Regions from separate parts of the Homo sapiens genome. Here region 1 is linked to region 2. The links are chromatin loops, found by intact Hi-C in ENCODE. Cell type or tissue: natural killer cell. All regions are shown on one strand.

Region 1 (8,000 bases), 400 kb after region 2:
ACACAGCAGACAAAGGAAATTGTATTCTATTGTAAGAAAACAAAAGAATAAACAAGGCCCTACTGAAGGGAGATGACAGGTGTTTAGGGTCGTGCCTGATGGCGAGTGAGCGTCCATGAGGTGTGAAGGATTCTGCCCCTGACAGCTCCAGCCGCTGTGGCTACAAGCAGAAATGGAGCCCACTGTTGCCTCATTTTCCAACTTTTCAAGAGAAGCTGAGGCTGTAGATGTAAAATTCCCATTTGAAATATTAGATCAAATGAAAAAATAATAAGGTTGAACAAGTCATAGTCACAGGCTAAATTCAGCACCAGGGACAGCAGGGGTGTGACCTCTGCTTTAGCTGATACTCTCAGGCTGCGGGTCCACAAGGCAGGAATTACTCACCCATCATCCCAGCCTCTCCTCTTTGTGTTACAGACAAAGCTGCAGCACTGCCAAGGACATGGATCTCTCAAGCTCCTGTCTGGCACATTGCAGGAAGTAAGGGGCATGTCTAACCACCACGCTCAGCCAAGCCAAAGAACAAAGGCAGCGGCACTCTCTCTGGACCTTGGGGAATAACACAGCCCTCCCAGGCAGAAGATGCAAGCATTCCTGTTGCAGTGCAATTAGGAGCAGCGAAGAAACTCAGACATGTGCCCCTTCTGTGTTGGCAACTGATATGACAGAACTTCATGAGGTGCAAAATACAGGCTGTGTGTGTGTGTGTGTGTGTGTGTGCACACTCGGTGCTATATGCTGCAGCCCAAGTTTCAGAGTGATTTTTAACTTGAAGCTGATGAGATGGGATATTGTGTCTTTTTTAAAAATGTAACCAACAACAAACTTTGCTTGGTGTAATTTTAGCAAGGACGCAAGTGTGCCAAGGTGCAGTATGTTATTGTTGAACTACTGTTTTGACAAAATAGTATGTATGTGTGGTTGTGTCTGTGAGTATAAAGGAGGCAAGCAAAAAGAGAAAAAATGATATGTACTTTTTAGGGAAGTGAATGCAATAACAGAGAGACAAGAAATTTAGATTAGAAAGCTGTTAAGTTTCACTGTTGTCACAGGTCTTCTTGGAAGCTGTTTGTCTGTAAAGAGGCACCCAAATACTCAGCTAATTCTTAAAACATTTTTTCTAGCAAGTATCTCTGGAGCTTACCCTGTGCTAGGCACAGTAGTAGCCCAGGCCACTCCAAGATGCACAGGACATATTTCTGCTGCCCCATGGTCCACTGGGGACAATTATATAGATCTGCACAGAACTGCCCCATCATTCCATAAGTCACCAGAGTGGACAATATTTTATTGCTATAATTAATGCAAAGCTCTGCTGGTAGTGACTGTCATATAGCAGCATCCCCAATAAATTAATAGGCACAGGGTAAGGTGTTTTGCACTAGTGTTTCTTATTCTCATAACAATATCAGATGAGATCACATTATAAAGGAGGCAAAACAGAGGAAGGCAATACTGCAGAGTGATTAATAGATCAAGGCCTGGTTCAGCCTCTTACTAGTTGAATGACCTTGGTCACTTTACTTAATTGTATTATTCCCCACTGTGCTTGTCTATGATTTATGGATTATAATAATGCTATTGTATTCGTTAGTTTTGGTGCATAACCAACCATCACAAAATCCAGCAGTTTAGGCCACAGCCACTTATTATCATGCATGCATCTGTGATTCAGCTGGGGCATGTCTGATCTAGGCTGGACTCTGCTGAGGGTTCTGATTCCAGGGGCAGCTGCCTTGGGTCTTATTCTCACTGCAGGTCTCTGAATCGGGTGGGTGGCTCTGCTCCACGTGTTCTGTGTTTTTGTGGGGCAAGTGGGCTTGCTAAGGCATATTCTACCTATGGCAATGGCAGAAATGCAAGAGAGCAGGCTCCATCTCAAAAGTGCTTTTGAAGTCTCTGATGACATTACAATAGTGGTGGCCCATTGGTCAAACTGAGTCACATGACCAAACTTAGAGTCATTTAGTGGAGAAGTAGACTCTGCTTCCTAGACACAAAGTGGGGGAAAGAGTATATATTTCTGAGCAATAATATAATCTACTAAGCTATCTTTCCCCCAGAGTTGTTTTGAGAATTGCATCTAAAGAATGATATAAGGTACTTAATAAAAGGTTAGGACACAGTGAGGGATCAATGAAGCAAGATAATTTGTTATTAGTAAGAATTCTCTTTACGTGATGGATGATCCAATTGAGGTAGACGTTAAGTAACTTGTCTAGGATTACACAGTGTCAAGTGAAGAAACATGATTTGAAATCATATTGTCCAAATTCCATTCATTTTGATAGAAACCTATGGACCGTTGGGCACTGGAGGATAGATTCTAAAGATCCAATAAAGGCAGGGTACGCATTCTAAATATACAAGCTGGCCCTATTTAGGAAGGCAGATTACTGTCTTGAATGTTGAGAGAGCAAACCTAGGTGAGCAAAGACCAAATCTAAGTCCTGGGAGCTAGAGTAAGAAAATAAATCACTATGACAACTATGCATTGAGACCCCTGTGTACCAAGTCCAGGGTGAGGAGACCAGGGGCCTGGGCCCTCCGGTGAGAGCTAATGATTGTTCCTTTGCTGTGCCTGCTTAAAGGCTCTACAGCCTGACCCCACACACTGGCCCTGGGGAGCGTGTGCCGGCGGCTGGAGCTCTCCCTTCTCTTTTCAGCCAGTCAGTGGGAAGAAAGAGATTTCCTCTAGAACCTTTCATTTGCTAACATTTATTTTCCTCCTCTGATCTTTCTTTTCCTCCCCTGAGGACCTTGAGTTTATAAGTATTAAATTTTTTAGAACTCTCTGAAAGTACTACATTAAATGCAGACAAGGCTGACGGGTTCCCTGGGCATTTGGTGCTAATTTCTAGCATGCCCCTTGTATATTGGCTTAAGTCACTTGCTTATATGTTGCAGTCTACTTCCTGCCCTCTCTTCACTCTGTGCCCTCAATCCCTAGATGGCAAACCCATTGTAACGTTGTACCCAGCACATGCTTTAACCAGGTCACCCATTCAAAAATGGGTGAGTGAATGAATGATGGATGAAAAAATGTGGTGAATAAATAAATGAGTCAACCAATTATACATAAATGGATATATGGGTGAATGAAGAAGTAGATGGGTCAACGGGTGGGTGCCAGAAGGTGAGGGGGAACATAAAAGAGTAGGTGACCTTTAAGCCCCAATTACAATTAGTCTTTGTCAACAACTTTTCTTCTGTTCTCACACTACTAATAAAGATATATTTGAGACTGGGTAATTTATAAAGGAAAAAGGTTTAATGGACTCATAGTTCTACATGGCTGGGAAGGACTCACAGTCATGGCAGAAGGCAAAGGAGAAACAAAGTCATGTCTTACATGGTGGAGGCAAGAGGGCAGGTGCAGGGGAACTTCCCTTTATAAAACCATCAGATCTCGTGAGACTTATTTACTATCATGAGAACAGCATGGAAAAAACCTGCCCCCATGACTCAATTACCTCCAACCAGGTCTCTCCCATGACACTTGGGAATTATGGGAGCTAAAATTCGAGATTCAGGTGGGGACACAGCCAAACCATATCAACTAGCAAGCACATCTTGGTCAAGAAGATCTATTAATTACATTTATTGCATCAACTTTAACTCAGAACCTGTAGGAAGGAGGGGTCTTGCATTTGTGTCAGTAGGGCTGTCTTGGTAGTACAGTTTTGAGGGAGATTATAAAATTTGAGACAAACTCCTGGCTTCTGATAGACACTTGGGTAAATTACTAATACAGCAGGGCAGAGAATTCAAGCATGGTATCTGAACTCATTCAGCTACAGTCTCTTGTTTATCTGTCAGGAAAGCAAATGGAACCTGCGATCTGTGTATTTAGGGGTGTTCTTGAGGGAGATGTTATTGAGGGGGCGGGGCATAAATTGCCATGCAATTCTAATGGAACCTTTCAGACCACTCTGCACTTCTGAGTTGACAGTGACCTCCTATGGCAAGGCAGGACATGGCACTGATACACAGGGAACCCTGGATGGTGACTCCTGGGAGGCACTCAACATGAACTTACCCACTCTCTAGATTGGCTGCCACCTGAATGATCTCTTTCTCCTCTTACTTCCAGTGGAACTCTTTCTTGTAGCTCTCTTTTGATTCTAAGCTGCCTTAGACTCTCACTGACCTTAGACTCTCATTGACCTTGTTGTAGGCTACAGACAACTGGAGAGTAATCTCTGTGTTAACTCATCTCTAGCTGACCAGAAGGTGCTATTTTAGCTGACTGTGGGATAATGGTGACAAGATGTCATTTCCAACTATGCTGATTCTTCTGAGCGTGCAGGAGCACCTTTGTTGGAAAAAGTGATGGGAGATTAGAGAGAGGAGAAACCACTAGAGTAGACTCTGGAGTGGCCGTGGAGTCACATCTTAGAAGTGATGGCATCAGAGCTGGGCTGTTATAAGTAAAAACAACTTCAGAGTGCAGGGACGGAGAGAGAAGGGGTTTATGGCAGAGGGTGGGAACCCACAAGCAACATGTAAACTGAAAGGAACCAGATGCTTAGGGTATGAGATCTTGAGAAGGCTGACATGGTTAAATCAGTTCACTCCCTGGGCATGAATGAAAAGTCCAAAAATTATTTACAAAAGCATCCACTTGCATTTCATTCCCAAGTGGTCTTTTAAATGCCCAACAGGATTTGGTAGGTTTGGTGAACCCAGCCAAGCTCCATCAAGCAGTAAAAGACTCGAGTGTCGTATAACACAGCCTAGTGGAGTCTACTCCACAGTTCTGCTCATGGCCACTGACATGTCCTCACCCTGCAACTTCATTCACCAATTCCTTGTTTCTAGGTGTTCCAACCTTATATAGGAATATCTTCATCATGTTCTGCTTCTCATTTCCATCTCTGTAGTTGAATGTGGTCTTCTCTTCCTGGGGGATGAAGGATTAACTGTACACATTTACTTTCTTGAGGGCCTTTTAACTAGTTGCCTGGCTTAGTCTATCTTTTTAATGCCTCTGATTACTGGGGTAGGGGATAGGAATTTTGGTCATAAGATGTTCTAAGGACATACTTCTATCTGCATAAAGTATTTCTAACATGTAGAGCTTAAATAAATATCCTTCTTCTAAGTCCTCATGTCCTCATGTCTACACTGACTATCGATATAAGACAGCCATGGGAAATATGACTAGAAAGGCAAGTAGAGGCCATTACTCAATTGCTAATGATGGAAACACACAAACTTGTCTGAGATCTGGACTCAGTAAATAGCATATAACATGGCATTCTAGATGATTTTCTTCAAATGATAGTCTGAGCATTTTCACATGGCATCATGAATTCTCAAAGTCATAACATAGCCCTGACTTTGAGCTTCATCTTCTATCTCTCTTCACTATTTCATTCTCACTTGAGCCACATGAAGATATTTATCATTCCTTGAACATGCTGAGAACTTGCAGAATTTGAGACTTTGTGATGTTCTTCTTGTAGCTTCATGTGCCCTTATTCACCATCCCCATCTGGCAAATCCATTAGACCAAGGTCCAAAAGCTCATCTTAATATTTACGCTCACTTTTAATATTTGGGACATGACAATGAGAGTACTTTATTGTATGATATATGCCTGCCTTACTCACCAGTTTGTGAGTAGCTTGAGAGCCAGAACCCATTGTCATGTTTGCCACCTTGCAGGTCCTCAGTAAATGTTTACTGGAGGAAAGAATGAATGAGTGTATGAATCAATGAATGCCTAAGTGAGGCAGTCAACTAATGAATGAAATGAGTAGACGAAAAAGTAAATAAATATGGAACAAATGAATGAATCAACACATGAGAAGTTGAGCACAGCAATCAAGAAAACAAGTGAATACGTGAATCAGTTAGTGAGAGCGGGTGAATATATTTAGGATGGATGGGAGAGCCTCCTGGATACTCCAGAGAGGTTGGAGAATTCCTTTTTACATATAATGAAATATGGGACTGAATCAGGCTATCCTTGTGTGACTATCCCAACTGGTTCCTTCCTCCCTCATCAAATGACTGAGCCAAATATAAAAACCAGAATGCCATGCTGACTAAGGTGAGTGATTTGGAGTAATAATAAAAATGTGTTGTAAAAAATTGTTCCTATTAGATGGAGGTATGAATGATGTTAATTTTTCACCTTCCAGTATGCTTCTCACAGGAGCTCATCAAAAAAGCCACCCCAGATTCACCAATTTTCTCCTAAGAAGACAAAAAGATCTGGAAAGTAGCTCCCAGCTTGGGAGCTAGGATCTAAGAGGTACCTTAAAGATTTTTGTGATGGTGACACCGGGACTGCACTTCTGGTTTTGTGAGAAGCTTTGGACAGTGTCTATCAAATGGGAAGAATTTTACAATGAGTTTGGAATCATCCTGACTGCACCTGCATCCCCATCCCCAGCCCCTATCAAGGAAGCCAACACTTACTTTCAAGTATGAGAGACCCTGCTGGATGCTTAGCTTTAGGAAAGTGGAATCATGGACAGACATCAAGACTTATAAATACCAGGACATAATCCACACAGAAATCAGGAATTAGTTGAAAAAAAAAAATCTAGGTACCTGCATATTTGGAGAGAGTGCTAGCGGGGAAAAACCCAAAACCTTGCAAATTTTTAAGAAGGAGGCTGACTTTGCTGCCCCTCCCCTCCTCACACTGCAATGTGGGCTCTAAGCCAAAATTCTCACTTCTAGAGAATATTTTTTCTTTCTCTCTCTTTTTTTTTCAAATATGCATTTCTTAATTTTGGGGGGACCCAAATAGACTTTGCTAACTTAGGTTCCTTCAGACCTATCAAGCCCTAGTGTAATATGACTGGATAACTCCAAAGCATTTTCACAAATTGTAAGTGGAGTCAGAATGTGGAGAAAATCCCCTATAAAGCACTGACCCAGTGTAGGTTATGGTGCAATCTAGACAGGCCATGGGTGGCAACTACAGTAGATCATTGGGTATAAAAAAGAGAGGAGGGACCATTTTTGACACCACGGAACCAATATTTAGTTTAGATTTTTATTTTTTATTTTTTTATTTTTGGCTTTTGGCTGCTAGGGCTGCTGGGGAGCTGTTAGCTGTTAGAGACTTTGAGCAAGTACAAGATATTGGTGCCATGTTGTTTTATAAATGCAGCAGGCATAAAAGGAGGAATCATTTTAAGTATTTGGAATTTTTCACATAGCCACCTGTATTAGTCCTTGTGTATTATTAAAAAGGAATACCTGAGGCTGGGTAACTGATAAAGAAATGAGGTTTAATTGGCTCATGGTTCTACAGGCTATATAAGCATGGCACCAGCATCTGCTCAGCTTCTGGTGAGGCCTCAGGAAGCTTTTAGTAATGGCAGAAGGTGAAGGGGGAGACCGCGCATCATATGGTGAGACAGGAAGCAGTAGAAAGGGGAAGGGGAGGTTCTAGACTTTTACACAACCAGACTTCACATGAACTGAGTAAGAAGTCACTCATCACCAAGGGGATGGCACCAAGTCATTCATGAAGGATCTGCTCCTATGACCCAAACACCTCCCACCAGGCTCCACCTCTAACATTGGGGATTATAACTCAACATGAAATTTAGAGGAGAAAACATGCAAACTATATCAATCAAACCCTGGCACCACCCCAAATCTCATGTTCTTCTCATACTGCAAAATACAATCAAAATCTTCTCACATTGCAAAATACCCTCCCAATAGTCCCACGAAGTTTTAATTCATTCCAGTGTCTAGTCCAAAGTCCTGATTCTCATCCGAGACTCATCTTGTTCCACTATGAGCCTATAAAATCAAAACAAGTTATTTACTCCCAAGGTAAAATGGTAGTACAAGTATTGGGTAAACATTCCTGTTGAAAAAGGTAGAAATTGGCCATCAGAAAGAAATAACAGGCCCTACACAAGTCCTAAGCCCAGCAAGGCAGTCATTGAATCTTAAAGCTACAAAGTATTCTCCTTTGATTCTTTGTCTGGCATCCAGGGAACACGCGTGCAAGGGAAACT
Region 2 (8,000 bases):
CCTCCAGCTCCTGAAGGAAGCACAGTGAAGACTCCAGCATGGAAAAGCGTGTCCCACACGGCCTCGGCGCCTCCATGGATGATAGGCATGGGGCACCCCCTTTCCTCTGGAAGGTTCTGGTGGGGGGCAGCACACCGTCCACGGGAGCAACGGCCTCTGCATCTGCCCACTGCAGATTCACTTCGTATTTTTAGTTCCCAAACCTTGACATCCAAGCTCCCGCTCTGTGGCTTCCGCGGCAGCCTGGCAAGCTTCCTGTGAAGTCGCCCGCTGCTGAGCTTCCGCACCCTTCCTCCCGCAGAGCCAGCCAGTCATGGAAGAGCGGGATCATCCCGGAAGGTTGGTGCGACAGGAGTGGGTGGTGAGGAAGGCGAAGGCAGCCTTCTCGGAACCTGGCTCCCTGAGACAGGACATGGAAGCAGGGGTGTCCTCTTCTGTGGAACGTCATTTAGCTTCTTCTCACCCATTCTGCAACACACACACACACACACATACACACACACACAAACACGCCACATGTACACATGCACATATACGCACAAATACACACAGTACACACTGTGCATACACATGCGGCACACACAGTACCCACATGTACACATGCACACATACACACAAATACACACACAGCACACACACATACACACATGCAGTACACACAGTACCCACATGTACACATACACACATATGCACAAATATGCACACAGTACACACGCACATGCGGTACACACAAAGTACCCACCTGTATGCATATGCACATATACACACACAGCACACACACACACACACAGTATACACACAGTACCCACATGTACACATGCACACATCCACACAAATACACACACAGTACACATACATACACACATGCAGTATACACAGTACCCACATGTACACATACACACATATGCACAAATACACACACAGTACACACACAGACACACATACAGTACACACACATAGTACCCACATGTATGCATATGCATATATACACACACAGTACACACACATACACACATGCAGTATACACACGGTACCCACGTGTACACATGCACACATACGCATGAATACACACAGACAGTATGCTCATACACACATGCAGTATACCCACAGTACCCACATATACAAATACACACATATGCACAAATATACACACTGTATGTACACACATGCAGTACACACACTACACACATGTACACATACACACATATGAACAAATACACATAGTACACACTCTGTATGTACATGCACAGTGTACACACATGCAATACACACACAGTACCCACATGTACACATACATATGCACAAATACATGCAAATCCACAAATACACACACGTGCACACATGCAGTACACACACATACACTCAGTACACACATGTACACACAGTACTCACACATACACATGCACAAATACACACATAGAGTACACACACATAGTACACATAAATACACACAGACACACATATCCACACATGCAGTACACACATATACATATATAGTACACAGATACATGTATAGCACACACTTGCACACACGCACACATATACACACATACATCTCTACCAGAGATTTTGCATCTGATAGAATAGATGCTTCTCTTTCACACCTTAAGGCATCTAGGATAACTTTCTTTCTTGTTTTCTAAAATTTTTTAAATGTTTAAAATCCTTAATAGCATAATGAAGATGAAGTCTCTGGAAAAAGAGCAAAAAATCTCAAGAAAAAAACAAAAGCAGGCTGACATGATGACAGAGAGGCAAAAATAGAAAGCTTAAATAAGAAAATAATGGAAGGAAACACAGAGAGAGCAAGATAATAAAATCTACATAGGTTTTAGGATGAAAAACAGCAAAATTGACGTTAAAGAAATTTTCATGTGGAAATTTCTTTAGGATCTCAGGATGTGGAAGAGAAGCCTGAGAATCCTCCTAGACTGAAGATGCAAAGAAAAAGGTAAAAATGTTGAGAGAGTACATGATAAACATGGAGAACAGAGAAAAAAGAGCAAATATTGTACACTTTAAGGAAGAGATCAGGACAGTAGAAATATAAGTTATAATAAAGATGTTGGAGAAAATTTCTAAAGCTGAATAAAGAACTAAGAGTTCAGGCCTAAAGGGGACACAGTGGCCTTGTTTTAAAGATGTGACATTGATAATTAAGGCCAAGCGAGGGAAAAGAACTTGGTCAGGTTTGCAAGATAGGTTGGGTGGTACCTCTCTTATTTTCTTATTTGCCCTGTGCACGTGGGTGTGCAAGGAAAGAGAGAGATGGAAATAGCAGAGAGGAAAAGAATTCAAGGGAGAAATCATCTCAAACATGGCAGTGGGCTCCATGATTAAGACCCTGGTATCAGGCAGGCCTGGCCTGCTTTCCAGCTCCATCACCAACTAGCCAGGAAGTCTTGAGCAGGTCATCTCACTCCTCTGGGACCCGCTTCTCTCTCACACATAAAATAGAGTAAAAGTAGTTGGACCCTCATCATAAGGTTCTCATGAGAGTCTAGTGAGCTAAGGCATGCAAAGCTTTTAATACAGTGGCAGGTACAGAGTAAGCACTTCAAAGAGGTTAGCTACTGTTTCTGATATTTAGAGAGAGAGAGAGAGAGAGAGACAGAGACAGAGAGAGAAAGAAATATGCAGGCAAAGGCTGGATGTGAATGGTCTTAGCCATCTCAGGTTAAAGAATAAGACAAAGGCAAGCAAGACATCAGAGCTTTAGGGAAGTCAAATCCAGGGTTCTGTTCTGCAGGGTAAAGTACATGGGGCAAGGGCATTAATGAAGCACTTCTAGTGGTGGGCATGAATTCTGCATCTCAGCATCCTGGGCCTTCAACCAGGGCCACCATCTCTTTATCCTGCTGTGACATCAGCAAGGTGGCAGGCCCCTGGAGCACAGGTAGGCCTACGGGCTTTCCTATGTGTCCCACCAGAAGTTCCAGATGGTGTAGATGTGCACCAGGCAAGGGGAACACTGGTGTAGCTAGGCTTTAATGACCCAGTTGAGACTAAGCTGCTTTCCCATGGGAGGAAGGCCTGCTCGAGATTCTACACACCCTAAGCTAGACTTCTAGTTTAAGGAGGACTGAAGTCTTCAATCATATCACTTTAAATATACAATGACAAGTCACTTTGGAGAGTCACAAATGTTTTGAGCTGGAAAGAATATTTGAAATTGGGTAGTTAACTGCTCCCATCCCATATCCCAGAGGCGGGAAATTGGGTGCAGGCTGTGGAAATGACTTTGTTAAGCATACACGTCTCCTAATGGCAGGAGGCTAGAACCCAGGGAATCCTATCATGTCATTGATCGAGAATTTGGGTTACGAAGGATTTGTGGTTCCATGGGTTCATTCAGTCTTTCTGACAGAAAGACTGCATCTTTCTGCATCTTATCTGATGCAGATAGAACAGCAATGACTATTCCTGTGTAATTATGAGCAAAGTAAAGCTGCGGGGTTTGTTCTCATAGCTAGTAAGTTGCAATGCTGGGACTAGAATCCAGATCTCAGGACACCCAGACCAACATAGTTTCTACTTAGAATAACCACCCCTCTGGAATTTCAGAAAGAAAATTCTGTGTGCATTTCATTATGATTATATGGCATAACCCTCCTATAAGTTAATGAATCTTTAAAGGGTACAATCAAGAATGAATGAGTTGATTGATAAATGAGCAAATGGTTGCATAAATGAATGAATTGGTTAAATTCTGGGAGAAATAAAATAGATATTCTCATTAAAATTTCAATTGACCTATTAAATGCAGGATCCCCTGGGTCCTCTCTTTCTAGCTGACCTACAAAGCAATGAGGAAATGTTATTGTAGAAATGCCAAATTCTATCCACATTCTCCACTTATTCTTCTCATTCTAGTCTCTTTAAGACAGAATTTCAAGTATAAGCTAACCAGGGGCCTCCCCTCACCCCCCTCATAATTATTATATTATTATATGAGAGATTTGTGGAATTATAGCATCTCTTTTTTGGAAGGAACAGAAGAGAGCTTTCCTTCTGAAGAGAGAAAAGGAAAATGGTTGGTACAGTCCAAAAAGCCTAAGACTTGGGAGTCTCTAGTTATGTGAAAGGATTTAAGAAAATAATATATATTTTTAATGATTCCTCACTCAAAGAAGATACTTGGTTGATTTTAATTGGAGGACTTATGTTCTTCCAAGTCATTAGAGCCAGAGCCCTTAGCTTCACAACTTTGGTATCTTGCAAAAGCGTTTTGAAGTTTATCTTGTGCACTCCAATTCTTAATCTTTTGAATGTCACCTCCTTCGTGAAGCCTTCTCTGATAGCTTCCTTTCCTTTGTCCAGATCAAATAATCACTCTCTACTCTGCACCCTTCTTGAACCCTCTACATTCTTTAATAATTGCAGTGTTTTCCAGAGGTACCCATAAAGGTCCCTCAGTGGCAAACAACAGAACCTAACTCTGGATGACTTTTGCAGAAAAAAGTTAATTTGGACGTTTGAAAGTCAGAAGGAAGGCTGAACAATTAGAATTTGAGAGGATGAGAACTGGACCAACCACCACTGTCGGAATGCATAAGTTTTGTTCATTTTCTTTCCTGTGTCATTCCACTCCGGATTGTCTGAGCTTGTGTACGCCACCTGCCCTTTTCTTGGCCAGAAGATGGCAGAGTTCCTCAACTGACCCGACCCTCCCATCCAAATCTATCTGCTGTTTCTAGAAGATGGGGATGGGTAAAGTGAGAGAGAGGTTCACAGTCCCACCCCCATGGTGTTAATTGTTGACATATGTGTTTGTCCTCTAACCCCGCAAGACTCTGAACATCTTGAAAGCAGGAACTGTGTTTTCTTCAGATGTTCAATTCATGTGAGTCAACATCTCAATGGTGTCAAGGTAATACAAAGAGTATGGCCAAAGAAGGTAGACAGGGCTACTGCCTACCAGATGCAAATGTCTTTTCCAGCCATCTCTGAGAGATTCTCTATGAACACAGATCTGACACCCTTAAGAAGAATCTAAAAGAGCAGCACTGAGCTAATATATTCCATCTTCCTTCAGGTTCTTTTTAGGGGGAGATATAGGATGGCGATAACCTAATGCGACATCTTTTTGTTTCTAGAAGAACTCTGGTAAGTGATGAATGGATGTTAGGGTTTCCAGAACTACCAGAACTAGGTTTCCTTTTCTTTTTTCCTTCCTGCTGCTGAGAATTTATTTCTGGTAGTCATTAAAATTCTGCTCCTACCATTTGTAACAAATGATAGAAAGCACTAGGTACAGTATGTGGAGTATATGTTTATGAAAACGAGAGACGAGTACCTTCCAACACTTTGGGATTTTATGAATGATTTACATCAGGTGCTAAAGTTCACAAATGAAACGTGCGGGAAGCAGATGCTTCGCTTCTTGACTGCATCGTGCCTGCCCATACTGATGGGGAATTGAAAACAGTGAGGTCTCATAAATCAACAAAATCTATTTTTGTGCCTCTTGATCTCCACTCTGAACATCCATATAATACCCAAACAAATGTGCTGAAATTAGTTCCTCAAGAAGCCCTTTATGTTTAGTAACAGTGTGGACATGTTAATAAAAAGAAGAGAGGAATAAAAGTGGACTGGTGGGGGGAGAGGGAAGGCACGGGGATGTGAGTGAAAGAAAACCAAACCTCAGAGTAGATGAACTCTTCCAGAACACTTATTTTTGGAGAATGGGAAAGGAAGTGTGGTGCTGTGCAGAACAGATGAGGAGGACCCGCTCTGGCCATCCTGGGGCTTCCCTAATTTGGAAAGAGAGTTGATCCGGGTAAAGGAGCGTTGTTGAATTGCAAATGAAAAAGAACTCACATCTGGAAATGAACTTTAGTTGGCAATTGGAAAATCATGGAAAGATACTTGTAAGGAAGACAGGGAGCTGATGTTTTGTACTTTTTTCTCCTCTCTCTCTCTTTCTCATTGTTTCTTTCTTTCCTTCCTTTCTTTTTTTCCTCCCTCCCTCCTCCCATCTGCCCCTCCCCTCTCCTCCCCTCTCTTTCTTTTCCCTTCCCCTCCCTCCCTCCCTCCCTCTCTCCCTTCCTTCCTTCCTTGTTCCCTCCCTCCCTCCCTTCCTTCCTTGTAAAATATGGTCTTATAGGAAACATGGTGACTCTGTACAAGAAAAAAGTAGAGCTTTCTTCAGAGTTCTATGCTGGGCCAGGCTCTGTGGAGTAATACACACGATTGTTTTTCTCATCTTGGTATCTCTGCCCCCATCCTGGCTCCAATTCTTTGAGTTTCTCCTCTGATTATTATAAAAAGTCTAGTCTATCACCCTAAATTTGCACTTTAGCATCTTACATGTCTCTTTCATTGTTTCATGTTTTATCGAATCAGTAGAATTTCCAATTTCTTAAAGGCAGAGACTTTGGGGCAGATAATTTGTTATTTCTTTTTTTATTATACTTTAAGTTTTAGGGTACATGTGCACAATGTGCAGGTTTGTTACATATATATACATGTGCCATGTTGGTGTGCTGCACCCATTAACTCATCATTTAACATTAGGTATATCTCCTAACGCTATCCCTCCCCCCTTCCCCCACCCCACAACAGGCCCCGACGTGTGATGCTCCCCTTCCTGTGTCCATGTGTTCTCATTGTTCAATTCCCACCTATGAGTGAGAACATGCGGTGTTTGGTTTTTTTGTCCTTGCGATAGTTTGCTGAGAATGATGGTTTCCAGCTTCATCCATGTCCCTACAAAGGACATGAACTCATCCTTTTTTATGGCTGCATAGTATTCCATGGTGTATATGTGCCACATTTTCTTAATACAGTCTGTCATTGTTGGACATTTGGGTTGGTTCCAAGTCTTTGCTATTGTGAATAGTGCCGCAGTAAACATACGTGTGCATGTGTCTTTATAGTAGAATGATTTATAATCCTTTGGGTATATACCCAGTAATGGGATGGCTGGGTCAAATGGTATTTCTAGTTCTAGATCCCTGAGGAATTGCCACACTGACTTCCACAATGGTTGAACTAGTTTACAGTCCCACCAACAGTGTAAAAGTATTCCTATTTCTCCACATCCTCTCCAGGGCCTGTTGTTTCCTGACTTTTTAGTGATCACCATTCTAACTGGTGTGAGATGGTATCTCATTGTGGTTTTGATTTGCATTTCTCTGATGGCCAGTGATGATGAGCATTTTTTCATATGTCTTTTGGCTGCATAAACGTCTTCTTTTGAGAAGTGTCTGTTCATATCCTTCACCCACTTTTTGATGGGGTTGTTTGTTTTTTTCTTGTAAATTTGTCTGAGTTAATTGTAGATTCTGGATATTAGCCCTTTGTCATTTCTTAAGGGCAGAGACTATCGTGTTTTGGTGTGGGGTTGCAAAACCTAGTCTCCTAAATACCAAGTAGGGGACATTGCCTTGGGCCAGTTCCATTCCTCCAGCATGATAGAGAAGGTAGACTAGGTGCTGTGAACATAAACTTGGTAAGAGGAAGTCTCTCCCTGCAAAGGCCTCCCAGTTGGTGAGGAGGGGTGGATCTGTCTATAATTACAAGGATCTAGAGCCATGCTGGCTTGAGATTCAAAGCACATTGAGAGCCAAAATAAGAAAAGAGCAATTATTTCCAGGGAAGCCCAAGGAGCTTCACAGAGGAGGTAACTTGAGCTGAGCCTGGAAGAAGATGCATTTTGGGGAGTGCAGTAACTGGAAAGGCAGGAATAGATGAAGAAGAGATGCCTATTACTTTTGCTTTTTTTCCTTCCAGCCAGAAGAACCACATTCATTATAATGAAGCAATGGTTTTCTAAATTAATTTGCCTTGGGAATGGTAAGAGTTAAGGTACACCTTACCACTGTGTCTATCTTATATCTGGTAAGGAGTTTATTCATTCACAGTTTCTAGCTGGTTGACTTTTACAAATGAAGCAATAAACACAACAATATTAAATATGCATCTATAATATGTCTTCACATTTATTTCCATTGCCATCATTCTCAAGTACCCACCGAATCCTTTGTTGAATTTTC

What was found. A loop is a pair of places that touch in the nucleus more often than their neighbours do. Peaks named below come from ENCODE experiments on the same cell type or tissue, not always from the same donor. Only the 100,000 strongest peaks of a DNase experiment are listed, where the experiment ranks them.
Region 1: a loop joins it to region 2, with 2.7 times the contacts of the local background. A loop is called at or near these places in 4 of 110 quality-filtered maps.

Annotation. Positions count from the first base shown.
Region 1 is chr14:97,580,778-97,588,777 of GRCh38, forward strand. It overlaps LINC02325 (long intergenic non-protein coding RNA 2325), which reads left to right. Exons shown (of 5, transcript NR_110166.1): 5 at 421-606. Among named protein-coding and RNA genes, the nearest start is that of LINC02291, 100 kb to the right of the region's middle. In natural killer cell, no CTCF peak of the experiment used is centred here; no DNase peak of the experiment used is centred here.
Region 2 is chr14:97,180,734-97,188,733 of GRCh38, forward strand. No RefSeq gene overlaps it. Among named protein-coding and RNA genes, the nearest start is that of LINC02304, 30 kb to the left of the region's middle. RefSeq lists an enhancer at 1-213. In natural killer cell, no CTCF peak of the experiment used is centred here; a DNase peak (open chromatin) is centred at 4,648.